Linked DNA regions of Mus musculus: regions 1, 2, 3, 5, 6 and 7 are each linked to region 4. A link is a loop called in an ENCODE intact Hi-C map of the cell type or tissue named here. Cell type or tissue: left cerebral cortex. All regions are shown on one strand. Each heading gives the region's core, and the rest is flanking DNA. Links, peaks and the distances in the headings are about the cores only. Region 1 holds the start of Katnal1 (katanin p60 subunit A-like 1). Region 2 holds the start of Hsph1 (heat shock 105kDa/110kDa protein 1). Region 3 holds the start of Gm15408 (predicted gene 15408). Region 4 holds the start of Uspl1 (ubiquitin specific peptidase like 1). Region 5 overlaps Gm15411 (a long non-coding RNA gene). Region 6 holds the start of Hmgb1 (high mobility group box 1). Region 7 has its middle 3.5 kb from the start of Gm36405.

What was found. A loop is a pair of places that touch in the nucleus more often than their neighbours do. Peaks named below come from ENCODE experiments on the same cell type or tissue, not always from the same donor. Only the 100,000 strongest peaks of a DNase experiment are listed, where the experiment ranks them.
Region 1: a loop joins it to region 4, with 7 times the contacts of the local background. A loop is called at or near these places in 7 of 42 quality-filtered maps.
Region 2: it touches region 4 in a loop (11-fold over the local background); 3 of 42 quality-filtered maps call a loop at or near these places.
Region 3: it touches region 4 in a loop (7-fold over the local background); 5 of 42 quality-filtered maps call a loop at or near these places.
Region 5: a loop joins it to region 4, with 12 times the contacts of the local background. A loop is called at or near these places in 2 of 42 quality-filtered maps.
Region 6: a loop joins it to region 4, with 8 times the contacts of the local background. A loop is called at or near these places in 21 of 42 quality-filtered maps.
Region 7: it touches region 4 in a loop (4-fold over the local background); 4 of 42 quality-filtered maps call a loop at or near these places.

What each region holds. Positions count from the first base shown.
Region 1 is chr5:148,926,017-148,930,339 of GRCm38, forward strand. It overlaps Katnal1 (katanin p60 subunit A-like 1), which reads right to left and starts at 2,631. Exons shown (of 11, transcript NM_153572.2): 1 at 2,510-2,631. Gm36446 (a long non-coding RNA gene) reads left to right here and starts at 2,796. Exons shown (of 2, transcript XR_377236.1): 1 at 2,796-2,887; 2 at 3,117-3,606. In left cerebral cortex, for the core only: no CTCF peak of the experiment used is centred there; DNase peaks (open chromatin) are centred at 2,149, 2,699 and 2,977; H3K4me3 peaks cover 2,193 bases; H3K27ac peaks cover 1,591 bases.
Region 2 is chr5:149,633,923-149,638,243 of GRCm38, forward strand. It overlaps Hsph1 (heat shock 105kDa/110kDa protein 1), which reads right to left and starts at 2,393. Exons shown (of 18, transcript NM_013559.2): 1 at 2,048-2,393. The coding sequence starts at 2,154. In left cerebral cortex, for the core only: no CTCF peak of the experiment used is centred there; DNase peaks (open chromatin) are centred at 698, 1,504, 1,906, 2,436 and 1 more place; H3K4me3 peaks cover 3,249 bases; H3K27ac peaks cover 1,813 bases.
Region 3 is chr5:149,004,985-149,009,307 of GRCm38, forward strand. The region is part of intron 1 of Gm15411 (a long non-coding RNA gene); the gene reads right to left. Gm15408 (predicted gene 15408) reads left to right here and starts at 1,978. Exons shown (of 4, transcript NR_040429.1): 1 at 1,978-2,314; 2 at 2,902-3,031. In left cerebral cortex, for the core only: a CTCF peak has its summit at 1,935; DNase peaks (open chromatin) are centred at 1,302 and 1,917; H3K4me3 peaks cover 1,246 bases; H3K27ac peaks cover 1,457 bases.
Region 4 is chr5:149,182,090-149,186,412 of GRCm38, forward strand. Uspl1 (ubiquitin specific peptidase like 1) reads left to right here and starts at 2,471. Exons shown (of 9, transcript NM_001115149.1): 1 at 2,471-2,717. In left cerebral cortex, for the core only: no CTCF peak of the experiment used is centred there; DNase peaks (open chromatin) are centred at 2,383 and 2,908; H3K4me3 peaks cover 2,668 bases; H3K27ac peaks cover 1,941 bases.
Region 5 is chr5:148,963,656-148,967,978 of GRCm38, forward strand. The region is part of intron 4 of Gm15411 (a long non-coding RNA gene); the gene reads right to left. Among named protein-coding and RNA genes, the nearest start is that of Gm52833, 10 kb to the left of the region's middle. In left cerebral cortex, for the core only: a CTCF peak has its summit at 2,141; DNase peaks (open chromatin) are centred at 768, 1,555, 2,344, 2,942 and 1 more place; H3K27ac peaks cover 3,777 bases.
Region 6 is chr5:149,050,055-149,054,324 of GRCm38, forward strand. It overlaps Hmgb1 (high mobility group box 1), which reads right to left and starts at 3,003. Exons shown (of 5, transcript NM_010439.4): 1 at 2,846-3,003; 2 at 534-697; 3 at 241-386. The coding sequence starts at 683. In left cerebral cortex, for the core only: CTCF peaks have their summits at 1,756 and 3,041; DNase peaks (open chromatin) are centred at 870, 1,333, 1,790, 2,147 and 1 more place; H3K4me3 peaks cover 2,335 bases; H3K27ac peaks cover 2,374 bases.
Region 7 is chr5:148,810,599-148,814,921 of GRCm38, forward strand. No RefSeq gene overlaps it. Among named protein-coding and RNA genes, the nearest start is that of Gm36405, 3.5 kb to the left of the region's middle. In left cerebral cortex, for the core only: a CTCF peak has its summit at 1,656 (motif pointing right); DNase peaks (open chromatin) are centred at 1,643 and 2,053.

The sequences.
Region 1 (4,323 bases), core at 208-4,207, 260 kb before region 4:
CTGCTCTGGGTGGAGCCTAAACATAGGACCTTGATGCCTGCCTACACAGTGACAGGCTTCCTCTAACAAGGCCACTCCCACTCCAACAAGGCCACACCTCCTAACAGTGCCTTTTCCCGTGGGACAAGTTTATTCAAACCACCACAGCCTCTGAAGATTATCCAGAATTCCAAGTGTCACACATTTGCAAAACTCATAGAAGTCGCCCTGCTTCTACCTTCTGGATACTGGACTAAATGTGTGTACCACCATCCTTGACCTCACCCTGGTTTTGGAGACAAGGTCTCTCAATGTCCTTATGCTTGCCAAGTAGGCTAGGCTAGCTGACCACCAGGCCCCCAAGGGATTTCTGTTTTCACCTCCCCAGAGCTAGGATGACAAGCATATGCCAGTATACCCAGCATTTGGGAGGGTGGGGGGAGAAATGGGAATTGAACCCCTGGTCTTCAGGCTTCCATACCCAGCACTATTCCAACTGAACTCTCTCTCCAGCTCCTGCATAGGTTTTGAACCTCTTCTGAAACGTCAGGATGTAACTGAAGGAGAGAATTCTAAGTGGCATCTCGAAATCACACAGAACCCAGTCCTCCCAATGTCTGTGGTAACTTTGTGATAGAATGTCTGTGGTAACTCTGTAGTAATGGAAGTGGTGAGAAGAGGTGCAGGAATGGCTGCTGACGTCTCTGCCTGTGACTCCAGAGATACAGAATGAGACATCACATCAATGGATTAAGACCAGAAGAGATCCAGGCCCTGTCCAAGGAGGAACTCCAAGGACAGATGCCTGTCACCTGAGGGGACTTGGAGTTGGCTCTTAAGAAAATCGCCAAGTCTGTCTCAGCAGCAGACCTGGAGAAGCACGAAAAGTGGATGGTTGAGTTTGGGTCTGCGTGATTGGTCAGCTCTTCCATCTCTGGGAGTTTTCTTTATGAAATATAAAGACATTCCTGAAATTATAAAACCATCTAGAGGTACAGAGAACTATAGTTGAGAAGCAAGGTATGCTCGTACAGTCTGCTGGCTTCAGGCTACCAAACCTCATACGTGTGGTACAGAGTAAGCAAGCCAGTGGCTGGGGTCGAAGGGCCTCACCAGGACTACTTCCTACTGATTAGGGGTGTCAAGTTTCTTGGGGCAAGTTCCATCTTTGCCATCAGGATATCTAATTTCTTGTTGTTGTTTCTTCTTTACGTAGGAACAATTACTTAACAAGTGGTGATCAAGAACCAACCCCACCTCTTGGAGTCTTAGCATTTATATGCCCTCTGAAAAGTCCCCAGAATTCCAAACATCACACAGTCACGGAAACTATCTGGCTGTTGGCAAAAATCACATCCCTTGTACAGCATGAGGCAAATCGCAGTCAACCGCTGTGGACAATCTGAAGCAGCCCAATATCCCAAACCTGGGATTAAAACAAAAACAATTTTTATATTTCTATGTAAATTCCATGTTTAAAAAAAACACCAAAATTCTCACTACACATAATAAAAAGAGGAAATCATCCTGAGCCATGCTTAATATCAGCATCCTGAGACAGACAGGTGAGCTCCAGGACAGCCTGGTTTACACAGTGAGTTCTAGCTAGCCAAAACTACACAGTGAAGCCTGGTCTCTAAAACAAAGAAAAATGTGCATAAATCAATCAGGTATTTTTAAAAAATAGAAACAGAATACAGAACACTTCAGTGTAGTCAAAAGGAGATTGTTCAGAAAGTTCAATAAAATACATTTCTAGTAAAGTTGGCTAGAGGAGAAAGTCAGAAATGAAGGAGAGCTAGCAACAGAAACTTCCAAGGGAGTGAAAGACCAAACAAAGCTTAATGAAATAGACAAGTGTGTGAGATCGCAGCACATCAAAACCCACTAAGAAATCTCATCAGTCAATAAAACCAAGTTCGTTATTTATGACCTCCCCAAAATACTCCAGACCCATCAGCTTCGTGTGTGCGTTCTAGGAAGTGCTTGGGGAAAAAAGAAACAAATGCTAAAGACACTCTCCAGAAAAAGGCAAAAATTAACTAGCCATTGAAAGTTTAACTAGTCTTCAAAGAACCAAAATATGTGTGGGCAACATTTAGGTAGTAAGTGAAGAGTGGAGCCGGAAGGGGGCATTAATTACTCCATGACATTCAACCTCAATAGCTAACATGCAACATATATATATGTATATGTATTCAGACATCACCAAATAACAGTAATATCCTTCATCAGCTTTCACACTTGTCCTTTTAAATATTACTGTCCTCTGAACACACGCTAATGAATGGATTTTATATGCCAAAAGCTCTGAGGTACTTGAAAAATAAGCAGAAATACCTAGAGATTCACAGGGAAAGGCAAAGGCCTTTTAGTGAAGGCTTTGTCGGGTCTCGCATCGACCTTGCGCCATACATACGGTTCTGCACCAAGAGGCAGCACCCTAGGAGGCCCAGGCCCCGCGCGGTGGCGATGGAGCGGGGCCGCGAGTGCAGAGGCTGCGGGGCTGGAGCGCAGCAATGAGGCTCACCTGCGCTACCCCCGCCCGACGCACAGCGCCCAATCCAGCGACCACCCCGGAGCCCCCTGCAGACAAAGAGTCACTTTAACACCATCTGAGTAGCTCCCAATTTATCAGTCTGTCGCCGCGCTCCGGACCGCTGGGCTTTGTAGTTCTCGGCCCGAATCACCCAGCCAAGGCGGCGAGCCTGATGAGCCACCGAACTACAAGACCCATGATACCCTGCGACTGGTGCTACATTCTGCGTGGCTCTCCCGCTTCTCCTCCGGGGGAGCGGCCTGTTGCCGGCGGCCGAGGTCTTGCGGACTGGGGCTGCCCGCCTGGGCTCCGCAACCCGGCTCTCCCTGTCAAGCCCGGCCCCTCGGGCTCACCACTTAGATCCTGCAGGTCAGGGCTGTCAAGGAACGGGGAGGGGCGAGGCGGGGCGCCGTTAGCCGCCGCCCGCCCGGAGTCCGTTAGTTCGCGGCCGGCGCGAAGAGGCGGTGGCTCACGGTTGCCATGGCAGCTGCGGCAGTGCTGCGGAGAGGGCGTGGGGCTGAGTCAGCGTTGGGAAAGGGGGCAGTAGGGAAGGATGCTCAGAGGCGAGTGTGGCGAACACGGAGCCCTCACCCCACAGGATGAGGAACCCGAGACCCTAGGTGGGGCGTGCTGCACCGGCCGGCATCGGGGCGGGACGTGTGCAGCGACAGAGAGCGGCTTCTAAGGAGGCGACCTTGCTGAGCCAGCTCTGTGGATTGGAGGCTGCTCGCAGCCCCCTCCCGCCATCCTCCAGGGAGTGGAGTGAGAACGAGCCATTGCTTAGATAGCGTGTGCACACAGCCTACAGGAGGATTCTGGACTCTGGAACTCGTAAATGGCACTGCTCCCCACCTATTGAATTCGAAGCTATAATGGGTCTTATGCAGAGGTTTGTGCACTCTTCAGTGTACTATGGGCCTGGATTAACAACCTGGCCTTCTAACACAGCTCCTTGGCTAACTGGTTGGTAGCCGATGACCCGAGGCACCTTACCTACCTGCTCTGAACGTTTTAGTCTGCAAAATGGAACTATCTCTGTTCCTGAGAGAAACTTTTATGATAAAACAGAATAAAAGTCTGGCACCTCACACGGTAGCTTTCAGATACTAGTTAATCCAATCGTGATAAAAGTCAAAATATAAGCCGGGCGTGGTGGCGCATGCCTTTAATCCCAGCACTCGGGAGGCAGAGGCAGGTGGATCTCTGAGTTCGAGGCCAGCCTGGTCTACAAAGTGAGTTCCAGGACAGCCAGGGCTATACAGAGAAACCCTGTCTCGAAAAACCAAAAAAAAAAAAAAAAAAAAAAAAAAAAAAAGGTCAAAATATTTGACTAGCAGTTGAAGGTGGATTGGCCGATGGGGAAATTGTCCTGTACCGATTAAAAAGTGCTATATCGCCGGACAGGGGTGGCTCACACCTTTCATCCCAGCACTTGGGAGGCAGAGGCAGGCGGATTTCTGAGTTCGAGGCCAGCCTGGTCTACAGAGTGAGTTCCAGGACAGCCAGGGCTACACAGAGAAACCCTGTCTCAGGGGAAAAAAAAAAAAAGTGCTATATTTCGCTAAAGGTTTAGGTCAGGGAAGTGTCTGTAGCTGTCAGAACTCATGGAATAGAACAGTTATGATTTGTACATTTTGTTGTGTGTAAATATACTTCAAAAGTAGTGTGATGCCTTAGGAAATTAAATTAGGGAAGGTGGGCACTGTGTCAGTGCCTTTATTCCTGGCAGTTGGGAGGCAGCAGCCAGACTGGTCTACAAATTGAGTCCCAAGACAGCCAGTTCTTGTTATACAAAGAAACCCTGT
Region 2 (4,321 bases), core at 1-4,000, 450 kb after region 4:
CAAAAAAAAGCACACATGCGGCCGTTTCTAAGGTGACAAGAGGAAATTCCCACATAAGTAAAGCACAGCCCGCAGTTTTCAGCGGCAGGTATTTCTATTTAAAATCACACCTCTGACAATTCAGCCCAAGTATCAGCCCTGTTCACACATATAAGGAATATCTGATAATCTGTGTGCAGCTTGAGTGCCCTCTCCCAATACCTGGGGTGCTAATACAGAGTCACCAGGTCACAAAGGATAGGGAACTTGGCATTATGCACAACCAAAAGTAAACAGAACTCTACCTGTCATCAGCCTCCTACAATCCTAAATTTCACTGCACACTTATTTCTGTCCCGATATATCATCTGCTTTAGAATTTTTAAAAGTTTTTATGTAACCCTAAGAGGTCTATGATATGCCTGTAGAGTTTAAAGGAAATGGATGAGGTAGGTTGCCATCTGGAAGATTCTCTGTAAGGTCAAATAAAGATGATAAGAGAAACAAAGTTACTGCTGACTGGAGTACAAACGCTGAGGAAAAGGAGAGGCCAAGCCTTCACACTGCACCTGCTTTGACAAGATGAAGAGAGACAGCTTTCTCAGAGGAAAGGGGATACATAGAACCAGAACAGAGACAAGATGGAGAGTGTGGAGGAGGCGGTGAGTAAGGCTTTGGATTAGAGAGTAATCCACAGGGCGAGCGTTAGTAATCCAAATCTAATTTGGGTTCAGTTCCTCCTACATGGGTGACCGAGATGAGTAAACTGGCACTCTACTGAGGACATTCAAGTTTGCTGTAACAAAAACAGCTCGGACCTAGCCGCTCTAAGCAGGTACTCTTGTAAGGTTCAATCTACACGCCCCGTGATTCTGAGCTCAGAGGGACTAGACACTTGTAAGACTGGATTGTCTCATTTTCCATGCCAAACAACTGTAATAGAAATCAGTAGCCAACTCCATTTTCAACCGCATAGTTTGGCCAAGGGTAAAAAAACCACCTCAGTCAAAAATTCTGGTCAGCAACACAGCTACCCAAGCAGCTCTCCCTGTTCTCCTCTACACACCTTTTGTCTCTTTTTAGGCAGAGAGAGGAAGAAGCGCTTAGCATACAGGATGGGGGCAAGAAGGACTGGCAGCCTTCCTACTAATTGCCGAATCACAGAGCACCATGGCTTTGTGAGAGAGGGAGCCCATGCTTAGAAAGTAAGTTCCTAGCAAGGCTTTCTTCCTCCTATTCACTCATAAATGTTCCTCTAATAAGGTCGGAATGATTTTACCTTTGGGTTCGATGTTTAACATTTATTATCTTGGACTTTGCACATGGGGGGAAAAAGCCCTATAATGATTGCCTTAAAAAGCATACAGCTGTTGTCGGTGAAGGCACACGCAGGTCTAACTGCCTCTAATATGTAACCTTCAGAAACTAACCCCCTCAAAAAGTTGCTTTTTACCATGCTTCCGTTTACCCACCCACGTTGCTGCAGAATATTTAATTCCGAAGCAAAAAAATCCATCTTCCCCACTGAATTTTTTGCACAGCAGTGTGTTAAGCAACAACAATGTTAAATTTGTACTGCTTACTCTAAATGGTGTTAAAATAAACGAACTCTGGGTCTGGAAACTCTCACGGACGTTTTTCACAATGAGCTTTAAAAAGGACGCTTCCAAAAGGCGATTGGGGCACTAGGGCAATATTAACAAATCAGGAGTAGATGAGACGCAGAGACGGAGGATTCCTCCACCATAGCGTGTTTCTGTGGTCGCTAACAACAGTCCGCTCGCTCCCTAGGCAAGCAGCGGCGCACAGGCTCTGGAACCTTCTAGGTCATTTGGAGATTCACCATGCGGAGGAAAAGGCTCTGTTGCCCAGGCTCTGCCGAGATCCTAGCTGAGGTGGGAGCCGGTGCCAGCTTGAAGAAGCTGAGTGGGGAGTCGGGGGCGAGCCTGGAAGGCCAGCGGGACCAGGTGGTCGCGGGGTGTCACGGTTCCCGGAATCCCCGGACCCACCATCTCCCTCGGGAAGCAGCGAGCTCCAGCCCTCCCCGGCCACCCAGGCTCCTACTTACGGGGTGCAGCGGTCGCTGAACTCGTTGGCGATGGTCTCGATGCCCCCGGCCCGCGCCACCGCAATGTAGCAGCTCTGTGAGCCTACGTCTAGCCCAACCACCGACATGGCTGGCCCGGTCCGCCTCCGCCTCGGGTCCGCTGCGTGCTCGTCCTGCTCCCGACCAGTCGGGAAGATGCCTCCGGCTTACCCTGCAAGACTGCGCTCAGTCTCTGCCACCGCTCTCCGCCGCCCGCCTCTCTCACGCAGCCGCCGCCGCTCAGCTACCAATCCAAAAGGGGAGGTCCCAATCGCTCAGCCTTATGTAGCCTACTGAGGAGAACTTTCCAGAATCTGCAGCATTTTACTCACCGGCGCCTCCACGTGCCACTTCCGCTTCCTTCTTCTCGAGCCTTCGAGAAAGATTCTACCCAATGGACTGCTGGTCCCTCCGCGGGCGGCCTGAGTTGCCATGGTGACAGGGCAGCTGCTCGGGCGCCATTGGCTAAAACTGACCGAGCTTGCCCGGCCTCCATCCCGCCCTCCCCAGCCTGAGGGGCAGTTTTCGTTCCAGTTGACTCCAGTGAATAACCGGTCGGGAACTTCTGTCGCTTAAGTGGTGACTCCGGTGGCAGTGTCCGGCTCCCGACGCCGAAAAACTATTGAAAGGACGGAGAAAGAACACACTACTCCGGGACCCCAGGCCTCTCCGGTCACGAACTTGCTGTTGGCAGAGAGCATGTCGGGAAGCGTAGTCTGGCCGGGAGACCCTAGCGCCTTGCATGCTGGGAAACGCAGTCCAGTGGTGAGGCCTCGGTGCTTTGCATGCTAGGATATGTAGTCCAGCCCGTGGTGCGTGCCACGATCCTGCTTTGTCTTAAGGGCTCAGTAAAAAGAGGCCCAGCTGGCTGCTGCCGATTCGCGCTCTTTCTCTGGTGTATGCTTTGTTCTGTGTTCCGTTCTTGCTTGTTTTTTCAACAGCTAATGGATTGCGATTTAGGGGCGTCAGGATAAGCCGCAAACGCGGTTTATATTTTGTAGACATTTGTCCGCTGGCAAGATTGTTGCAGAATAAAACACAGAAGGGTTTTCTTCTTCTTCTTCTTCTTCTTCTTCTTCTTCTTCTTCTTCTTCTTCTTCTTCTTCTTCTTCTTCTTCTTCTTCTTCTTCTTCTTAAATGAAAACTTTTGATTGCTATGCAATTTGGGAAGCTGCTGGTGTTTTGCCGACAGGGTTTTGCATATTTTGGATACTAGTTTAAGCCGACTTTGTTTAACCCTGCCACTCCTAACCATAAGGTTATGATTTAATGTAATGGCTAATAATATGGTTTAATAAATGGGTGTATGGTTTATTCCTTGTTTAATCTAACCTTTCATTTTCTTTCCTTGGAAAGTAAGCTTAGGTTCCATGAAGAGAAAGCAGAGGTGGATGCTGCTGGCTCCTGCTTTCAATTCTTATGTACCGTTAAAAAAAACGTCAAAGTTTGCCTGAAAACCCCGTGTGTACCCTCTAGAATATGGAAATATGCACAATTAAAACGTGCGCTGCTAAATAAGTGTGTAATTGAATGAAGAGTTGGGGCCCAGGGTTAAAAACTAACTCCTGAAGTATGCCTCTTCCCGTAGGACAAGTGGGGTTGCTTAAATGGGAGCTTTCTATACAAATTGCAGAGTAAGTTTTATTCGTGGTGATTGATCGGCTTGCCACTTAAGTTATTTCACCTGCTAGCATAACTATTTAAAATGGGAGAAGAACCAACGCTATCCCAGAGCAGCTGCGTTTTTAAATTTGAAATATGTTTGTTGGCATTCTTTTCATTTTGTGTCTCTGAAACCTCCACCACCCCGGCTTTTTTTTAAGTATATGAAAACTCTTTTTTTTTTTTTTTTTTTTTTTGGTTTTTTCGAGACAGGGTTTCTCTGTGTAACCCTGGCTGTCCTGGAACTCACTTTGTAGACCAGGCTGGCCTCGAACTCAGAAATCTGCTTGCCTCTGCCTCCCAAGTGCTGGGATTAAAGGCGTGGGCCACCACCACCCAGCAGAATATGAGGTTGACCAGTTTTCCCTTTAGTTTTTTTTTTTTTTTTTTTTTTTTTTTTCCCATGTGGTTGTTGGGATTTGAACTGAGGACCTTCGGAAGAACAATCGGTGCTCTTAACCACTGAGCCATCTCTCCAGCCAAAAACTTTTTAAAAATTACTAGAATCATAGCTTTTTTTTTTAAACAAAGATGACCTCTAAATTATTTGATTTGCTTCCCATACTTTATATGTTTATATAAATAAACTGCGGA
Region 3 (4,323 bases), core at 173-4,172, 180 kb before region 4:
TCGAGGCCAGCCTGATCTACAAAGTGAGTTCCAGGACAGCCAGGGCTACACAGAGAAACCCTCTCTCGAAAAAGAACCAAACCAAAACAAAACAAAACAAAAACCCCAAACAAACAAACAAACAACAGAGCCTGCTTTCTCAGCCAGGTTTGGGTGGCAGCTGGTTTGAAGCACAGTTCAGGACGGCTCTCCCCTACTCCTCTTACTGGAATGTCTTGCCGCTCTGCCTCAGTGATGCTACACAGGGTTTTCTTTCTTCCTCTCCGCCCAGGTTGCCTGACTTCCCCAGCTGTCTCTCCTCCTCTCGGCACACAGACGTCCCCAGTGAACTGGAACCCAGACACTGCTCTCGTTTTTCCTCTTCCCTCCACGGAGTAGGGGGAGGGGGAGGTGGGGGGAGGGGACGTCCTCTCCACACCTTCTTGCTTTGACTTCTAGTGGCTTCACTCGATCCCTCCATCTGTGGATGTCCTACCTGTAGTCACATTAAACTCACTCACAGCACCTAAAATAAAGCTAATTAAGCTCGTTAAGTTAATTGTGGTTTTTGTACTTTGGCACTCAGTGTGGCACAGATAGCGTATACTTAGCACACTCTTACACAAGCTGGTTCCCCTTCTCTACACCCAGGTGCGGTGACGGTACACTCTCCTGCTTCAGCCCAGCTTTTCCCTGGAGTCTGCCCACTAGTCCCCCTGCTTCCTTCTCTAATTCACAGGCTAGCAAACTTATCTCTTTGGGGTTTCAGATGTTTGAGACAGGGTCTAACAATGGAGCCCAGGCTGGCCTTGAACTTTCGATCCTCCTGCCTCAGCTTCCTGAATGCTGGGATTATAGGAATACCCCCCAGCCCTGCTGGTTGCCTCTCCAGCTGTCCGGTACCACTAAGCTACACCCAGCCCCTTGTCACGTTTGACAGAACATCAGAACCACCTGCAGGAACTCCCTGGGTTTCACACTTAGCCTTTAGAAGGGCGGGACCTACTGAGCAGACGCAAGCTCAGTGCAGAGTCAATGGTCTTCCCATCAGTGCCTTGATATCCCCACTTCTAACAAGTTCCCAGCAGCTGGGAGAAGAACAACAGCCCACATACTAACTTCTGGCTCTCCACTTACTTTCTGACCTGCAGAGAATAGCCCAGGCTATCCTACCCATCCACCTAGACAGTAGGTGGCACCTTAACGTCCCTGCTAGAAGAACCTGCTCATTTGCCAGCCTTGCAAGAACGCAAATCTCTTCCTTCCTTAAAGGGACAAGCCCCAAACCAGCAGCTCTAGATAGATGGCCGGTGTCTCCCAGCCTTAAGGGAGCTGCTCTTCCAGCCCTGGGTGACAATGAAAGTGGGTAATTATAAAGCTGAGGCTAGACCCGCATTCGCCCAGGCAAGTAGTAAATTATATGTGATGTGTTTGTGCTGAATTGTAGTAGCCTCTGTGAACGGCACTGCTACCACACACTAGCTTTTCAGCGAACAATCCTGCTGACTGGGAACCTTTTAAAAAAAACGACCAGCGATGGCGGAGGAACAAGCTTGTGTTCTCTGCTATTACAAGTCAAAACAGAAAGCACAGGGAAGGATCTAATGAGCCAGGAAAGGGGACTCCACTCATTTAGTAGAGCTAAAATTAATGAATTCACTGAGCGGTATATAGAGACGGCACACCAGACCCTTTTAACAGTAGGCATGGGGGGAGGGGTGCAGGCTGACTAAAGATGTTACCCAGGGCCAAAGCCAGAAGACCTGGGGGCTCCCCTAGACATGCCTGGTGGAGAAGTTTTGGAAGATCTTTCAAAGAAGGAGACCGTGCTGTGCCCATTGCAGCCGAATCAAGAACTGGCTTGCACAGGCAAACCACGTGCAGGCGCCCTGGCCCAGGGCCAGTTTCTGTCTGGCTTGCAGGAAGCCGGCTCGGGTGAGCCGCACTTCGGCCATCCGCCGGCAGGTGTCGCTTTCCTGGCCTCTGAATCCACTGTGAGTTCAGCAAATGGAGGCGCTTGGAAAAGGCTGGGACGCAGGCAGAGGAACGGATTTCCTGGCCTACGAACACCCTGGCTCTTGTTTCGCGGGTGGGGTGGGGGTGGGGTGCTTTTTTTTCTTAAAGCAAATACGTACAGGTCATTTACTGGGTGTCAGGCCCTGCAGGAGTGATTGAGTGGGTGAGCAGGAACTCCAGGTCCTGTCCGGGTCACTCTGACCTCAATAGCAGTGAGGGATTTTTTAAGGCAGCAACAGGATTTCTGGTGTCCAGTGCTTGAAAACTCAAGGGAAGAAAGCCCCCAGCTCTCAAACCAAGCAAGGATCTTTGTCTCTAGGTAAGAGGGGCTTTGCATTTCTTTAAACCCTCTTCCTTCCTTAACAGTGAGTTTTAAAATCCTTGCTGAGGACTGAGTTAGCCACCCCGTGTGCTGGGGATACAGTAGACACAATGAGTCTTTAAGACCTTGGCTCCCAAAGCAGACGAACCCGTAAGCAAGCAAGTATATGCTAACCTAATGTTGGTCTGGTAGGATTAACCCCACCCATCGCAGTGCATACGAGGGAAGCAGGTGTCTAGGGTGAGACTGGAACTCACCCTAAGTACTTAAGTGATACCCAGGGACAGAAGTGATAGAGACATTCCAACCCCTGAGCACTGAGCCTATTTCCACACAAACCCATCCCTGGACTGCTCCTAGGAACCACTGTCTACTATATAGTTAAATTCCCTTCTGTGAAACTGTATCCTAGATTCTGGCTGAAGTTAGGAACTAGGGTCCTATGTAGCCCAGGTTTTAGTTATCTGTTGCTTGGTTTCGGACTGGTGTGTGTGGTTTGGGGGTTGGTTTTTTTTTTCTTTGTATTTTTAAAATGTTTTAAAAATTCAGAATTCCAGGAAAGACTTTTTTTTTTTCCTCACTAGGCTAACAGAACATGTGGTTCCAACATCTGGGGTTTGTAGCCTGCAAAAATCTAATCATGAAGACAGAGAGATTGTCACAAATTCCCATAACGCACTTTGGGTATCTCGGCTCTTGGCCTGTTTGGAGCAGGTAGGGATGAGAGCTAAAAGCTGCCTAGCTCCTCTCAAGGTTGGTGTTTGGCCCCTTTTGTCTAGATGGGGAAAAAGAGTTCTTCATAAGCACTCTTATCTCTACCTGTTTTATCTGATAAACAAAACAATACAGGCCAGCAAGACAGCTCTGGCTCCACAGGTAAAGGTGTTTCCTGCCAAACCTAATGACGCGAACCCACAGGGTAAAAAGAGAGAACTTAATCCTACAAGCTGTGTCCTCTGAGCTACACACACACACATACACACAAGCTACACACACACACATACACACAAGCTACACATACACATACAATAAACAAATAAATAAATGTTTTAAAAGCATACAAAGCCCTGTATTGGATGTTCTCTGAACTGTGTTTTTGTTAGTACCCTTTCCAAAAAGAAAAGAGTTCTGTCTCATTGAAAAAACTCTATCCTACTACACATCTGTAACCCCACCCCTGCCAGAGGCTGGGGCAGGAGGATTGCAAAGCCATGTTGTCCCTGCTTGGATCCGGAAGCTTCTAGAAACCAGGTAGCTGCCTTGGGGTGGCAAGGTCCTCGCTGTTCTTGCCCCATCATTGCCCCCCTAAACAAATGCATTGGGATGGTTTAATAGTAATCTATTAAACCCTATCATATTAAACTTGTTAAATTGTTCCTGTCTCTTAAAGGAATTTAGAGCTGGGTATGATGGCATATTCCTGAAATCCGGGCGGGAAGGTCACCAGTTCCAAATCAGCCTGGCGACCATACACAGTAAGACCCTCCCGGACCTCAGGCTGCGCAACTTTTAAATAGATGATATAATATTCTCTTTATATCAGCCACTGACTTTTAGCATGTGTGGTAGTTTGAATGAGAAATGTCCCCCACAGGCTACTGTGTTTGAGCACTGGGACCCCGATAGGTGGCTCTGTCTGAGGCTGTGGCACTTTTTCTGGAGGACGTTTGTCACTGAGGGTAGAGGGGCTTTCAGCGTTTATAGACTTGCTTCAATTCGTGTTTGCTCTGTTTGTTCCACATTTGCTATGGAACATATGATCTCTCAGTCTCCTGCTGATTCTACAGTTTGAGAGTACCTGGCTGACATGTGTGTGTGTGTGTGTGTGTGTGTGTGTGTGTGTGTGTGTTTGTGTGTTGATCAATCCCCCCTCCAGGCTTCCCTCACCATTATGGCCTCTCCTCCTAGAACCATAAGCCAAATAAGCTTTCTTCAGTAAGTTGCTTTGGTAGTGCTCTTGACCCCTGAACCATCTCTACAGTCCTGAAATACTTTTGTAATGGTGA
Region 4 (4,323 bases), core at 134-4,133:
TATGCCAGCGGCCAACAGCAGCACACAGCAATCAAACCTATTAATGTTGTTTCAATGAAATACACAGGAGAAAGCTCACGTATCTCATTGGTTTGCACCAGTTTTTACTACCAAAGAGCTTTTGGTTTTTCCAGCTTTCTGAAGATAAGATTTAGTAAAGGGATTATAGACTGTACTCTGGAAAGTCAGGCTGCCCGGGTACATGGTGCACAGGTGAAGGACAGAGGTGGATGCTAACGGTCTTCCTTTCTCTCGGCTTACTTTTTGAGACAGGGTCTCTAACTGAATCTGGGGCTCACAGATTCAGCCAGGCTGAGTGGCTAGTGAGCCCCTGGGATCCACAGATCTGCACCTCCCCCAGCCTGGGATAACAGATGCATACAGTTGGGCCAAGCTTTATCAAAGTGCTGGGGCTTCCAGTTCAGGCCCTCATTACTGCAGGGAGAATAACTTACTGATGGAAGTCGTTTCTGCAGTCCAGTAAATTGTCAATGAGACCAGAATACACAACCACCGCAGGGTTTGATTTTAGGACAAGTCTCAACTCTAAGCACTCATTTGTTATATAGCCCAAGCTGGCTTCCACCCAAGGTCCTCCTGAGTGCTGGGCTTACAGAGGTGTCCACCATACCTGGCTTAGAGGTAGCATTTATATCCCAGGTTGGTGCTAAAGGTTTGTTTTCAGTTAAGGAATACAACAGAAAAAAAGAACAAGAGCTCACAAAATGATCTGCAGAGCACTGTATTCCTATTGCAGCTTAATTAATTATTAGTTAAATAAAAGCTTCCATTTATTGAATATGAATTTCTAAGTGGAAATAGATAAACCTACTTTAGTTTACTGAGGTTAACTATACTCTCTATGGGACCAATGTATATAAAAACAGGCACTCTGCATACTGTGGAAAGAATACACAGAAGTACATGGTATCTTCTCAGCTGGGGACTATTATTAACCTGAAGTAAATTGGGAATTTTCTCCCCCCCCCTCCCCGACCCGCCATATTCCATCTTCATTTTGTTTGTCACTATTAAGTTTTTCTGGCCAAAAATTTTGTTTTAATAAATTTTTCATTAAAGACAGCAATAATCCATTTTTATTTTTATTCTAGTTGTTTGTGGATGTTGCTTTACACCTCAAAAGTCGGGTTACATTTTAACTGAACCAACTAGATCATTCAATTTATGAGCTGACATTCAGCAAGTGTTTATTGGGAGGGGAAGTGTACTCCACTCTAAAAATGGAAATAGCATGTTGAATAAGAAAACAATCCTATTAATCTTGGCTACTCTCTCAGGAAGAAATACTTTCTCAAAAACCTCATAATCCATACAAAAAGAAATCTTACTTGTTTGATCTTACAACAAATATACCAGTACAGTATGTAGTGTAAATGCAAAGATAAATAAAATTAAAAAAAAGCAAAACCTAACCAGTCTATTTTCGTCATGAGAGAGGAGAAAAAAAACCCTAACAAAGTCTCTGTTGGAACGCTCAGCGATTTCCATTCCTAAGTACCACAAACTGAAATTCTTTTATTGAATAATTTCTTCCTACAGCGGACTTGTTTCCCCCATTGCACGCTACCAAAATTATCAGTATTCTGCCAGAACATGGTCGTTTAAGACCACTAATGAAACCCTACAGGACCGCAATCCAAAATGCCAGTCATGATTCCTGTAAGGTCCAGAAAAAATCCCAAATTGTAGTCCCAGGCCACGGAAACAGTCTATGCAAAGGACTCCAAGAATAGGATGTCCTCATGGACGCGATCAGTCATGACCTCCCTGACACCACATGACCTTTCTACGAAGGCAGTTCTTAAAACTTAGCAACTGAGCTCTCCCCTCTCTGAAGTTCAAGGAGGCAGGGCGGCTGCTGAGATGCGCGGGTCGGCTGCTCAGTGCCACCCCGGGTCAAGTGCTCGTCTTTCGCTACCCCCCTTACCGTGAGCAGATCAGAGAGGGAAGAAAGAAAAAGTGGCCTCCAAGGATGGGTTTGGGGAAGAAGGGAGGGGCAGCTCCGTGTGTGGTAACCGTTTGTGAACACGTAGGGTGGTGGCGCGCGGGCCGAAAAGAACCAACTATGGGAGCCCGTCGTGGCGTCCGCCATGACGGCCCGCCAGGGAGGCCCATCACTGCGCCTGCGCGCCAGGCAGGCAGCCGCCCAGCGACCTCTCCTTCCTCTGCCGCGTAATCCCTCCGCTGAAGGCCGCGCACTAATTTTAATCACGCCCCGCCCCCTAGCCTCTGGCGTCACCTCCGCCACTCCAGCGCTTTCCAGCAGCTTCCAGAACCAAGCCTGCCCCACCCCCTCCAGCTCCCTCCCCCTCCCCCTCCCCCGTCCTCCCGACTCACACTTTGCAGGCTCTGTAGCGAGGGGCCCCGCCCTGTCGCCGCAGTTCCCACTGCGCCTGCGCCTGCTGGGCGGGCAAGCCACGCCTCTGCGGAGCCCTGCCGGAAGTGCTCTGGTCTTCCCCTTCCCCGGCCCTGCCCGCGTGCTCTCAAGCAGGGCTGCCTGCCGCAGGAAAGTGTTTGTGGGGTAGCTCTTGGGCGGCGGACTCGCAGGCGGAAGTTGCTTTCCTGGCGGAGAGGGCTGTGGGGGAGGAGCCGTCCGAGGGAACGTGGGTTGAACGTTACGGTTAGATGGTGGGGACCTCAAGCTGGAAGAGGAGTTCGGGTCCACTGTATGCGAAGAAGGAGCGTACTTCGGGAGGGTAAGGAAGACAGTAGTTCCCTCGGGAAGTAGAAATTGGGACGGCTGGAGTGCCCGGGGTGGGTCGTTGGCGCGCTGAAAAGATGGGGTAGGAACGAGGTTGTGGTGGGCAAGGTGGAGGATGGAGGTGCAGGCTGGGTCTTCAGGTTCCGGTTAGGCTCAAAGAGGTAAACGCTGAAGAGAAACCAGAGTTTGTGCCCGCCCCACGAAGAGCGTGGAGATGGGCTGGGTAACGGAACGCCGCGCCTCTTGGACTTCCTTGGTAGGCTTTTGAAGCTCAGTTCGCGTGGACCCATCCGTCTCAAATTCGGGAAGCTGGACTGGGTACCAAGCAGTATTGGGCTCTGTAAAGCCTATCCCTTCGCTGGGGCTTAAGTCTGCTGGCCTTGAAAATTCATATGCAGAGCCGAGAGATAAAGCTCCGAAGGGTTCCAGGCCCTTTGAATACCTGTAATAGTTTCTACACATGCAGTGAATTAAATTTAAATCCCTCTCGTGATTGGCTGCTAAATGGATCTATTCTGGGCTGATATCTCCCATTAAGGTCTCCGGAATGCGACTTACCTACGTTGAAGGTGGGGGCTCGGTGGTGGGCGTAGGTAAGAGGAAAAGTGCCGGAGATGAACACTGGAAAACCTTGGTTGTTCTCCTTGAAATAAGCTCATGTCATAATCTTTAGGATGTACTGAGCTGTTTGGGCGGACTTCCTACAATCAGATTGGATTAAATAGGTGGTTTGAAGCGGAGCTGTCATTTTGACAGTGATATGAATGGAAAGAGAGACAAGTTCGAAACATTTCCAAAGCCTCGTTCACGAGTTTAGATGGCGCCTACTGTGCAAACATGGGAGATGAGAGTGAGTAGACGGCACAAACTTTCTAGTCTGTATTTGGAAACCCAAAAGATGCCAAAATTTAGATACTGTACAGGGAGGAGCTAGCAGTTACACTTGGAGAAAAGATAATGAAGGTAATTTATTCCTAGACAAATTGAAATTTGAGACCCACCCCGGGGTTTTGTGTATAATACAGTGCTTGAAAAACCCCAAGAGTCTACTTCTGGTATTTTAAAACTTGAATATTCTTTGGGGAGGGGGAATTTCTTAATATTGTTTAGTGTTTCTACTACCATCTTAATGGGTCTCCTCCCTCCTTCTCTCCTTCCCTCCCTCTCCTTTCCTTCCTTCCATAGACAGGGTCTCACTATATAAACCTTCCTGGCTTGGAATTCACTGTGTGAAACAGGCTGGCTTGAAACTCACAGAAATCTGCAGTAGTTCTATTGAGAGAGATCTGTGCAATGGAATTAAAAGGCTTAAAGGCGTGCATCAACCACCATGCTCGAATATGCCTTGACTTCTTTATTGACAGGAAAGCAGACTTGAAGGTTTCTCATTTTTACCTCCATATTGAGAAAGAACCTTATTCCACACAGTTACCTAGACCCTCAGGCAGATAAAAAGTTTTCTCAACACCCTTTTTAGGAGTCTGCAGGTTTCTCTTCTGAGAATGAATGCAGAATGACAGAAGCAACACATCTCTTTCCCTCAGAGCAAAGTAGACCAGATGGTAACTGTAACTTAGGTGTTAGTATCTTGTCAGCGCAAC
Region 5 (4,323 bases), core at 168-4,167, 220 kb before region 4:
TCCTTTATGATTAAGTTAGTCCATTTCAGTTGCATCCAAAAAAAGAACTCACTGTGAGCCAGAGACTGCTAACAATCTAACACAGGCTCTGTACAAGACCACGGGGCAAGCCTTTGGAGAGCCCAAGTCTCTTTTCTTCATTCCTATCTGTTTCTTGTTTTAGGGTTTTACTGCTGTGAACAGACACCATGACCGAGGCAAGTCTTATAAGGACAACATTTAACTGGGGCTGGCTTACAGGTTCAGAGGTTCAGTCCAGTATCATCAAGGCAGGAACATGGCATCATCCAGGCAGGCATGGTGAAGGAGGAGCTGAGAGTTCAACATCTTCATCTGAAGGCTGCTAGCAGAATACCAGGCAGCTAGGATGAGGGTCTTAAAGGCCACACCCACAGTGACACACCTACTCCAACAGGGCCACACCTTCTAATAGTGACACTCCTTGCACAAAGTATATGCAAACCGTCACACTTGTTGACAGCTAATCTGACTAACTTGCCACCGAGGTTTCATCAGTTTCCCACACAAACTGCTAAAGGGCTGGAGAGATGGCCCAGAAGTCAAGAGAGCTTGCTCTTCTAGAGGGCCTGCGTTTGGTTCCCAGTATGCACATTGAGTGACCTGAACCCACCTGGAACTCCAGCCCCAGAGGATCCCACACCCTCCTCTGGCTTCCAGAGGACCCACATGAATGGCATACACATGGAGAGACATGGGGTGATGATAAACTAAATCTTTAAAGAAAACAATGACAAAACACTATTGTGGTGGGTAGCCAGGCATGGTGACATAACTTCTGTAACCTTGGCGCCCAGGAGGCTGAGGCAGGGTGATTGATTACTGTGACTTTAAGGCCAGGCTGGGCTACATACATAGTCTGTCTCAAAACAGAAGCTAACCACAGCCTTCAAAGTAAAGAACTCTCCATTCACAAGGTTATACCCAATTTGCTACTAAATGATGGAGCTGAAGTTAGGTCTAACTCTGTCAGTCCAAAGCCAAGAGATAGAAAATAGACCCCATCCCCTCAGGAGTTACAGCCTGAGAGACACTGGGGGGCAGGCTACTTTTTCAGATGTACCTAAAGGCCTGGGAGGAAAGGGGAGTTGAGTAATAAGTGGGCACCAAAGGCAAGCCACCCTGCAGATGGCCCAGTCTCAGACCCCATGTGCTTACAAGATACAAACCAAGAATGAGGGCCACTGAGTGCTGAGGTGCAGAAAAGATGGAAGAGCAAGTAACAAGAAATTCACTTCTCTCTTCTTAGTGTCTTAGTGTCATACTACCTTGCTCTCAGAACTCAAGCTCGGCTCTGTCAAGCTCCGGTGAGGACAGCTCCTAGGGAAGGGGACTTACAACAGAGGGAATCTGGCAGGGGGAAAAAAAGACAGAGATAATGGAGATATATATAGGACAAATATAGACACTGCTTTAAGTTTTTGGTGTTTTTTTTCTCACCCTGATTGGCTAGTGTAAACCCCTCATTTACAACCCTGACAGAGCCCCGACGAATTTCTGTCGTTGAAACAGCTTTTTATAGTCGCAGCATCGAGATGTAGAATACATTTCCTCTCCTTTCCCAACATATCGCATTTCTTGGCAGAGATATGTAGCAGAAAGCACCAAAAATTTTTATAATGAGAACAAAATCGAGATTCCACCCATGAGCCTTCTCCTGAAGAGTACTTCTTCCTGTTAGCTAACCCGCTGCTTTAACTTCATCCTAGTGACTCACAAATTAAACTTTGATTTCGGAACCCTCCAGTCGTTTTACAGGATCCGTCTTCGCAGGACGGGCCGGTGACCTTAAAGGTTTCTAAGCAGTAAGATTGGCTGCTGTCCCTTCCCACTCGAATTCCAGAGAAAAGTTCCAGGATGGCCTTCCTGCTCTTCCATCTTGATTTAATTTATCTCCTCTCTTAAGATGTATGTCTTTGAAATGGTGCCTGTGTGTGTGTGTGTGTGCCCACGCTTGTGCGCGAGCACGCTCTAGCCTGTGTGCAAACGCTCAACTATTCCAAGTGGGGGAAAAAAATCATGTTTGGTAATCTCCTTTAGGGGTTAAAAAGAAAAAAAAAATCAAGTTCAAATCCAAAATACCACAAGATGCTACATGCCAGCCACACGAGGGGTCTTTGCTCAAGAGCCAGGAGGCCTCTCCAGCTGCCAGCTGAGTCACTATGCCGTTCTTTCTGCCCTGAAACCTCCTTCCCAGCTCAGTTCTGCTCGGTGACTAACTCCATCAGGAATATGACCCAGTTTGCTTGGCAGGATATGACTCTTTTTTTTTTTTTTCTTTTCTTTTTTAACTCGCTGCTCTCTCTGGTCACGATTCTCTCCCAGGCATTTAGCAACTCCCTCTTGGCACCCGTCTGGTGCCGAGCCGGATTGATAACTCTCTCCACAGCTGTTCCCTTACAGCCGGCCCTCCTCTTTCTGGTAAATCCATATTCCATTTGCTTTTCTGCAGCAGCCTGCTATCTCTAGGGTCTCCTTAAAATAGATAAACACTGCTCTCCAAGGGAAGTCTCGAGGCAAAACCCACAGCACATACCAGCCCTATAATCTGCTCCAGAAGGCGGGCAGATAAAAAGAAAGGCAACAGGAACCACCCACCCGTGCCGGCTTTTATCATTTACTAAGCACTTTTGACCCACATGGTCTTATTTAATATTCACAATAAGCCATAATGCAGGTATAAGGGCTATTTCCACCTTATAAAAAGGCCCCTAAAGAAGGAAAGAATTCGGTGCAGGAAGTAGGACCAGGACTGGGGCCTGTTCTTTTGAAAACAGCTATGTAAATTGTATTTGGTCAGACACACAAGGCCAAGAATTCAGCTGCAGGGCAGAGAGAGTGCTTTTCTAGCGAACACAAGACCCTGCATCCAATCCCCAGCACCTTGAGGGGGGAAAAGAATAGACAGAAGGCTCTTTGGTGCTCATTTTGGTGGATTCTGGCAGAGGGCATCTCCCATCTAATGCGTGGGACGAGACTGTTTGGAGTTTAAGAATCTCCCCAGTTTGAGACCGTTTCCTTGTACATAATGAGCTCATCCTGCAAAGAGCACCCAAGTCCAAATACCACATCTGTTTGTTTCCTATGCATAGCCTGAAATAAGTTTACACGGTATGTTCAGCATGCCTGAGTATTGACTGTGCCCTGTCCCCGTGTCATCAGGCTTGGAACTTTCCGCTTGTGGCCTCTCTCATACAAGCTCAAAAGGTTTCAGCATTTCCAATTTTGTGCTTTTTTCTTGTGTCCCATGCTATGTCTCTGCACCCAACAAAATAGGTACCACAGGTTCCCCCAAGGAAGACCTCTTCCCATTTAAACAAAAGCCCCCATTCCTTTAGGGGCTTGCAGAAAGTTCCTACTTGCTAGAAGGGGAATCACTCTCCTTATCTCTGGCAATAGGAATCTGTGGCCCTTCATTAACACATGACTATGGTTCTTATTGATGAATGCTACTAGTCTCTGAGGATCCCCAGCCCAGCTCACAAACCCCTTCCTCCCGGTCCCATCTAACCCTGCCAGTCTTCTTTCCCCTGTTGCTTCTCCTTGCTTTCCCAGGAGGTGGCCTCTGCAGTTTGGAATAAACTTCTCCCAATTTTCACCCACTGAATGACTATTTTGGTTTCTTTACTGCACCTATTTTCACTCGGGTCCCACATGCCAGATCTAGCTAGAGGCTTTGGGAAGCCAGGCCAGAACCTTTGGGCTGGAAAGGCAGCTCAGCTGTTTGCGCGGACCTTCGCGGCAGATGAAACCCACAATTCTCAGAAGCGTGTCTGTGCGTTCGTGGGTTTCAGCAGGAAAAGGTGGTTATAACGTTGAGAAAGGAAAGGCAAGAATTCTGCTTTAGAATTCTGAAGATATGGCTCAAGAGTGTAGGGTGGGTACTGATACATTTTGTAAAGCCAAGGGTATGTTTTGTAAAGCTCGGTATGGTCCCATGGGAGGGGTGCCTCGGTGGGCCCATCGCTGAGACATCCCTTCCCCCAAGGTACCATCCATACGACGGGTCTAGTATAGAATAGAGTTTATGTGGGAACATGGGAATTGGGATTGAGAGGGAAGTAGAGGCAGAGAGAGAGAGAGAGAGAGAGAAAGAGAGAGAGAGAGAGAGAGAGAGAGGAGGGGGAGAGGGGGAGGTAGAAGGGAAGGTGAGGAGAGAAAGAGAGAAAGAGGAAGAGGAAGAGGAAGAGGAAGAGAAGAAGCTGCTTTCGGGAACATAGGGAGAGCGTGGGGTGGGGGGAAGGGAAGAGAGGGAAAAAGTGGTCAGAGAAGAAAGTCTGAGAGAGGAAAGGGTCAGAGAGAATG
Region 6 (4,270 bases), core at 1-4,000, 130 kb before region 4:
CAATTTCTAAAGATACAAAAAGAACCAAAAATCGTAGTGATATACTGTGCAAAGGAGTGAGTTTCTCAGTTCAAATGCCTTCACTAATAATACCACCTATCTTAAGTTACATTGACCCCTCAAATACACGACCCAAGCCATTCTCAGCTAAGAAACCAAACACTAGGCACTCGACGTGGCTCAATCAATTCCTACCTACTCTAAACAACTCAAAATAAAAGCTCATAAGCTCATACTCACGGAGGCCTCTTGGGTGCATTGGGGTCCTTGAACTTCTTTTTGGTCTCCCCTTTGGGGGGGATGTAGGTTTTCATTTCTCTTTCATAACGAGCCTTGTCAGCCTTTGCCATATCTTCAAATTTCCCCTTTTCTTTAGCAGACATGGTCTAGAAAGAATTATTTGTAAACTTGACATAGAGATGTTCAATATGCCAGCCTAAAGCACTTTAATAGTCATATAGTAAGGAGAACACCCAGCCCGTTCATCCTAATTTACAACTCAGAGGCACTCAGCATCTCTAAAGCCCTCTTACCTTCCACCTCTCTGAGCACTTCTTGGAGAACTCTGAGAAGTTGACAGAAGCATCCGGGTGCTTCTTCTTGTGCTCCTCCCGGCAAGTTTGCACAAAGAATGCATATGAGGACATTTTGCCTCTCGGCTTTTTAGGATCTCCTTTGCCCATGTTTAGTTGATTTTCTAAAATAAAGCATTAGACGTTAGTAACGAAAACTGTGAAACAGACAAGCTTCAAACTGCTCAGGGTGGCATGACAAACCAAAGTTTGTGTTATTTAACACAATGATGACGACAATCTCCCATAAAAGCTAGGCAGAACACTGCAAACCATAGCCAATTCCTAGAAGCGGTTAAGCCACAGAGATGAGGGCATAGGACACAGGGAAGAGGGGGGAAAAAAAACGGTCTTCAAAGTGTGATCTCAAGAGTAGGCACAGGTACACTCAAGCATTCGCTGTCAGTGTCTGTTCTGTATGCCTAACTGCTCGTTGAAACCATGTCTAAATCTTTTTTTCAAATTGTTTAAACCAACAAAACAAACATTAAAAAAAAAAAAAAAGATAGAAAAATCCACCCTGTCCATTAGTGAATTTTGCAGGGTACAAGGAATGATCCAGTAGACCTTAAGAGAATTACAGGCCTAGGAGAGCAGGGGGAGGGGACGAAAAGCAAAAACAATAAGTGCCCCTCGTGCACCTAAAGTTTACCCAGCTCTTAGAGCACGCCGTGTTCGCATCAAACTTTGCTCGGGCGGGCGGGCGGAGGCGGCGCTGGGCCGGGGCCCGGAGAGGCCGCAGTTTCCTATCGCTTTGGCCCCGAGATGCGTTTCTGCTCTGACTAAACACGTCCGGTCTGAAGTTTCTCCGAGTAAACAAGGATGAGGGACAAAAGCCACTCCTGCCGCCGCCTCCTCCGCCACCACGGGGGTGTCGGGCACGCTCTCTTCTTTTTTTTTTTTTTTGTCTTTTTTTTTGTTTGTTTGTCTCCCAAACCGGGCCCGTGAAAAGTTGGGGTGCCCTGGCGCGCGCGCGGGCAGGATTGATTCTCCGCCCTCCCAACTTGGCCCGAGGTTGAGGGGGGCTGCGGCTCCGGGCGGGCCCGAGGCCGCCACGTGCGCCCGGAAGGCCGCACGCAGGCTCGCGCCGCCGCCGCCCCCATTTTGTCGGGCCCCGGAGCAAGGAGAGAAGAAGCCCCGCCGCTCGAAATGGGGGCTGGCTCCGCCCGCGGCCGCCAGGGCCGGGCGCACGGAATGGCCGCTGCGCGTCTTCCCCGCCTGCGCCGCCGCCGCGAGGGCGAGCGCGAGCGAGAATATGGCTCCTTCCCTTTGTGTGTGCGCGCGTGTGAGTGTGTGTGTGTGTGTATGTGTGTGTGAGTGTGCGAGGAGACCGAGGCGCGCGGCGGGCGGGCGGGGCGCTGGCGCACTCGCCATGGCGGCGGGGGAGGGGCGGGGGGCGCGCGGCTCCCCTCCCCCCGCGGCCCCCGCGCCGTCTCCCTCCGCGCGCCCCGCCGCCCCCGCACGGAGAACGCGGGGCCGGGGAGAGAGAGAGACTGAGAGAGAGAGAGAGGAGAGGAAGAGAGGGGAGCGAGAGGAGAGAGGGGGGGAAAAAAAAAAGTTGCCTCAGAACTGCTGCGCCCAGCTTCCCCCGCCCGCCCGCCCGCCTTGTTTTCTCTCCAGCCAGCAGCGCCCGGCCGAGTCAGCCATGTTCCAGCGAGCGCAGCGGCGCCGCTCCCCCCCACACGGCCGCCCCGCTCGCCCGCCGCCTCACCCGGCCCGAGCCGCCCCGCACGGCCGCCCCCGGCCCACCCGCGGCCGCCCTCGCCCGCAGCGGCGCCCCGCCCGCCGCCCCGCGCTCCCCGCCGCGGCCGCCCATACAGCGGGGAAGCGCCGCTGCCCGCCGGCTCGCTCGCTCCGCGCACGCCGCCTGCCCGAAACGCTCGGCCCTGGGGGCCACAAACACGTTTTGGGGAAAAAAAATTTTTTTTAAATAATCCGGAACACGAACACACACACAGGCAGACACAAAACAAAAAAAAAATTTTTTTTTTTTTGCGCCAGTGAAGCGCGGACGGCGCCGCGGGTGTGAAGTGGCGGCCGCCTGAGGCCCCGCGACTCGGCTCGGCTCCGCTCGGCGCGGCACGGCGCGGGGCAGCGTTCGCGGCAGCGGCCGGCGGAGCCTCGCTCCGTGCGCAGTTCCCCCCACGGTCCCCCCTCATTTGCCTTTGTGTGGAGCCTGACCCGCCGGCTCCGGGCCGCGGGGATCCGGCCGCCGCGCAGGCGACCAGGCTACCCGAGGCGCTCTCCCCGCCGCCGCGCCGCCCCGCACTCACCCTCCGCGAGGCACAGAGTCGCCCAGTGCCCGTCCGGCTCGCGCTTGCCCCGGCGCTGTCTCTATGGAGCTCAATGTACTGCAATGGCTGTGAGAGCGGGAGCCAGACGCAGCCTCCTCACTCTCTCCGCTCTGTAACATTACTCTCCAGCCAGCGCGCCTCCTATTGGCTACCGCCAACTCACCAGGCCCGTTCATTGGCCCGTTCCCTCCCATTGTCCTGACCAGAGCCCGCGCGCCATTGGCTGTCTGCGAGGACACGTCACCGAGGATTGAAACAGCGCGCAAATCTGAATGTGTGTGTGTGTGCCGGGCCGAGAGGCTGAGGCGGGAGAGGCAGCGGCAGAGGCAGCAGCTGCTACGGGAAAGCGGAGCTCTATGGTGTCTCTGTGCCTGCGCCTGCCCCGAGCCAGCCCCACGCCCGAGCCGCGGCGCGCGCGGCCAGGGCCCGGCTCCGCCGCAGCCACGGCTGCGTCCCCAGGCCCGGGCGCCTCCCCGCAGGCCCGCCCCCCCTCCCGCTCCACGCTCCCGCCCCGAGCCGTTGGGATGTGCGGCCCGTGCTTGGGGATGCCTCCCCGAGTGGGGTGACTGCTCGGGGGGGCCTGTGGCCCAAACACGGGGGCCTCTGCGGGCTCCGGGACGGCCGTGCTGCTGCAGCCCACCACAAGACACCCCTCCCCGGGACTGCCCGCCTAACGTGCCCACCCTGCCCAGAAGCCTAGTCTGCACCCGCCAGCAGGCGTCCAGTTGCACCCCTTCTTCTGGGTTTGCTCGGGTTTCCCCCAGTACTTCTCGAACTTTTTTTTTTTTTTTCCTTTTGGTGAGACACAAAGCACTGTTTTGAACTTCCCGGACACCAAAGCCTTATACCAGGGAATTAATGCACAGCCACTGGGGTTTGATACTGGCTGTTCTCAGAAAATGTTTGGGGGGGGGCCCAGCTAGAATTAGCAAGTTCTTTAAAGACCTCATTGCCCCACCCCCATACACACACATACACACACACACACACACACACACACACACACAGACGCTGTTTTCTGTGACTCGGTGTGGATTACTGTTAGAATCAAATGAATCTTTGTGATTGCTATCTTGCCTCCGATCACACCACTTAGTGCATACATGTACCTGCTCTAGGGTTACCAGACATTTAGGGCTACTGTTACCTGAGGGATTAGAAGCAGTCGGAGAGTGCTTGGGCCCAAACCCACAGGCCATGCTTTTTCCTGCTCTTCAAGTTGGCTGATCATTCTTAGGTATGCAGAGAAAAATAGCCAGGCTGGCTCTAAAGGCCACAGGCTTCCATCAATCTTTGATGAATCTAACAGCTCTTTCTTTCTGGTGAGCACAGCACCTCTCTTCACTTCAAAACAAATGTCCCCCATTTTTTTTTTTTAAAATCCTGGCTCCTATACACTTCTCA
Region 7 (4,323 bases), core at 91-4,090, 370 kb before region 4:
GGCCCCTGTGTTTATCTCAGCAACAGAAAGCAAAGTGGGACAAGGACCAAATGGGCACAAGCTCTCGCAAACCTTTCCTTCTGTATCAGCTGACTTTCTCAGTGTTTTGTCAGCGACAGAAAACTGACCAACACAGCAAGCAAGGGACAAGATGAATCCAGCTGGTGGGAAACACACCAAACCAGCATGGCAAGTCAGCATGACACCAGAACCCCGGTGCCCATTCAAGTATTTAGGGCTGATCAGAGAACTACAGATTTGCAGGAGGCACTCAGCACCTGACTTCCCTGGCCAGTGGCTGGAAGCTGCCTGTCCGGGTGCCCTCAGTTCATCCTTGGGCTTAAAAGTCGGCTGCATGGCTGAGCCCAAGGTCAGAAAAGGAGGGGCTCTTAGGCTCCAGGATACATCAAATAAGGATACATTAAATAAGAATACATTTAATAAGGATACATTTAATAAAAATACCTTAAGTAAGGCTTTGACTCCTGAACTAATAGGATGGGGAATTTGGGGAGGGAGCCATGCTACAGGAATTTGAAGGTTACAACTCTCTGGAGTACCAGCCTAGGGGGAGGAATTCTTTTGCAATCAGAGGCTTGGGGGGGGGGGGTACCCTTTGTATCAAACTGATGTGCCAGCCGTTCATTGCTTGGCTGATATTCATTTCTGCAGAATTGTAAAATAGAGACTGTTTTTGTGTTCCTACTCTCTCAAATTTATTATTACAGAGTGAGGGGTCTTGTTTCTCACACTAAAGATGCTGAAGCAAGAGGGTCTTGAAATTGGGACCAGCCTGGGCTACAAAAAGAGATGCCCACGCCCCCAGGGATGAGAAAGCACAGAGGGTGGGAGTCAGTAAAAACAGCCCAGGGGCAAAAAGAATGCTACCCTAGGCCAGGCTGACTCCAAGATTAGATTGGCTCAGGTGGGGCAGGTCGGGCAGGGCGAGGCCGGGCAGTTGTGGAAGCTGGATGACCCTTCCAGGGAAGCAATTCTGAGCTGCTCCTAAGCCACTCGGATAACCACCCAGAAAGCACGAGTCTTAGAGCATCCACAGCAGACCATCCAGGCCACCAGTCCAACAAAATCACAGGCGGGGTTGGTCCGAAGCTGGGCAAGCATTGCAACCCAACAGTCCTTGAGAAGGCTGCTGCAGAACAGGCCACGGAGGGCCAGGAGGCAAGCCAACCCACAGGTTCAGTGTCCAGTGACAACGTACATGGCCCACGTTGGAGGGCAGCACGGAGGAAGTGACGCTGTGACTTCAAGACCCTTGAGATGGATCAGATCTTTTGGTGTGAAGGAGGGCTGAGGGGGGCAGAGACAAAGGAAGGTACCCAGAGCTGCACCCCTGTGACCCTCTGTCCTCAGACAGGCACTCTGCTCATCCTAGATGGGGGAGGATCCTCCTGATACCCTCCGCGAGGGACTGAGGCTGCCTGCTTCCAGGGAGACGCTGCTGCCAGTTCCAGGTAGCCTCCCTCGGTCTGCCACACGCCTCCGGAGAGCAAGCGGACGCCCTAGAATCACACGAGATCAGATGTTGGGAGTGACCTTCGGAGAAGAGCCACCCAAGATGACTTAAGAGACCTGAGAGGCTCTGGATTGGACCATTTCCCCCTAAGCCCTACAGTATAAACTCTTGGCCTCTAGGTGGCGCTGTTGGTTGGACTGAAAACTTCAAGAGCTGGATTCAAGTGGGGATTAGGTCGTTAGAGGTGAACCTTTCTTTAATGGTAGTTATAGGACCTCGTCTCCTCTTCTCTCCCCTCTCCCTCTCCCCACCCTCTTTTCCTCTCTCTCCTTCCTGGCTTATGACTTACATTTTGTTTTGCTACATGCCGCTGACATGCTACACTGTGCTCTCCAGCTCCTGGTCTTACACACGAATCTCCAGAACCATAAGCCAAAATAACCCTTTCTCTTTCTAAGTTAGGAGCCTCAGGTCTTCCATCATAGCAATATAAAGCCTACAAATACAAGACTCACTAAATCAGCATTGACTGGGTAACCTTTGAGTCAGAGGACCAACCCTGTTGTTGCTGGACTCTATCTACTGAAGCCCGGGACACCTGTAACCTCCAAGGGATGTGGGCTCTAGCTAGCTCCCTGTAGGCAAGCCTCCTGCCTTCCCTCCCCTCCACAGCCTTCTGTGCTCAGCGAAACCTCATCTCCTCACTCATCCATCTCTCCCGCTGTGACACCAATTCATCTCACGAAGGTGCCAGGTAGCTGGCTCCAAAGTCTCCCTTCAACTTCATTAAAAAGTAATTAAATTTTTAAAAGCCGTTGTTCAGTTGTGGAAGGGCTGACCTGGTTAGGAGATGTCGAGCCAGCAAATGACAGCTATGTCAACCGGCTCTCTTCCTTCTTTTCCCCAGACCCCTCCCTCCGTAAAGCAACCACAAACCCAGATGGCATTTTCACACAGCGTCCACCAGATCAGGACCCGTGCCAAACACTGGATATGCCGGCTCCTGACGTCTCCTCTAAAGACCCTGGGAAGTGGGTAAATACCCTGACAGCCTTTTTTTTTTTTTTTTTAGAAGTAACAGGCTTCGGAATTTTAGTGAGTTGGTAAAATATCTTCTAGAAACTTCATCTGCTAATTCCAGCCCTACAAGCCAGAGAAACTTCCCTCACCTCAGGCCTCTGGACAGTCTAGGACATGTGCTCCCAATCCCCCTCCTGAGCTGCCACTGCCCCCGCCCCGCCCCACCCCTGGCACACAGAGAAACCAAAGCCTTATTCAGCAACAAGGCAAAGTGGACATAAGTCCAAGCCACTTCCAGACCCTCAGATGCTGTGTTTTCCCTGTCTCTGCCCCAGCCAGGGGATGGCAGAAGCTGGGACAGCAGTGAATGAATCCTGTGAGGACCTTGAGGGCCACCACTTTGTAGGAGACAATGTGAAGGCCAGAAAGAGAAGCAGAAGTTCCGACTGTATCCCACAACGAAGCTGTTTGCCTTGTTTGATTCCCAAGGGCCCTCAGGCCTCATGTTTGTTTTTGATCTGTCCTTCTCACCAAAAGATGTCCGAGCGTGTTTGACTCTGGGATAAGATAAACACAGGGTTAGGGTTTTACTGCTGTGAACAGACACCATGACCAAGGCTACTCTTACAAGGACAACATTTAATTGAGGCTGGCTTTCAGGTTCAGAGATTCAGTCCATTATTATCAAGGCAGGAACATGGCAGCATCCAGGCGGGCATGGTGCAGGAACTGCTGAGAGTTCTACATCTTCTTCTGAAGGCTGCTAGAAGAATATTGGCTTCCAGGCAGCTAGGGTGAGGGTCTTAAAGCTCACACCCACAGTGACACACCTACTCCAATAGGACCATACCTTCTAATAGTGCCACTCCCTGGGCCGAACTTATACAAACCATCACAGTGAGCCCTGAACATTCTGTTGTTTCAAAAAGCAGGTGATGCAGGAATTAAGTGGGATGTGTCAGAAATGTGGAGACACCAGCTCAGAGGGGCTGAGACTGACCTACAGACCATCTACCAGTCAGTAGCTGATAATGAGCTGGACTTTTAAATGCCCACAGGTCTATGAAAAGTGAAGGGATTGTATTTTACAGCCACCACCATCAGTGACTCAGTCAAGGATTGTCAGAGGATGCAGGGGCTGTCGCTGAAGGCTGTTGGGGAACAGGAAGCACATGAGATTTTAAAGTGGATCCCCCAGCTTTGGATGAAACGTCTCTCCCAATGGTTCACCTTCTGGAAGTTAGTTCGTGGTGTCCTGGTATTGACGACCTTGAAGAGATAGGGCCTTGTAGGAAGTGAATAGGTCATGGGGCCATAGCAGTCTTGGGGACTAGCATCCATCTTTGAGGGAGTAAGGCAGGTCTCATGAAACTAGAGTTTCATGTTACAAAATAAACATGGCGCCTCCACTTGGTCTTTCTCCCCCACTTGCTTCCCTTGTCTGCAGTGAATATCCAGTCTCTGAAACCCTCATTAGAAACTGACCAGACCCTGATCTTGAACTTCATCACCCTACCCCATCTATGAGCCAAAACAAACATCTTTTCTTCATAAAGCGTCTAGCCTCAGGTAATTTGTTACAGTATCTAGCATATATCTGGATTCAGAAAAAGATTCAGGCTGGGACTACCACCCATTTCTCATTACCTCTACAATGTAACAGAATGTAACCGATGTCATTCTCAGGGAAGGATTGGCTGTAAGCACTTGTTAGGGAGAATAGCTGGCTGCACAGTGCAGCCAGCAATCCTCGGAGCCTCCTGGAGTGGGGAAGGGGTGTCTCCTCATCAGGGGGCTGTAGTGCAAAGGCATAGGAGGGTAGCAGAGAC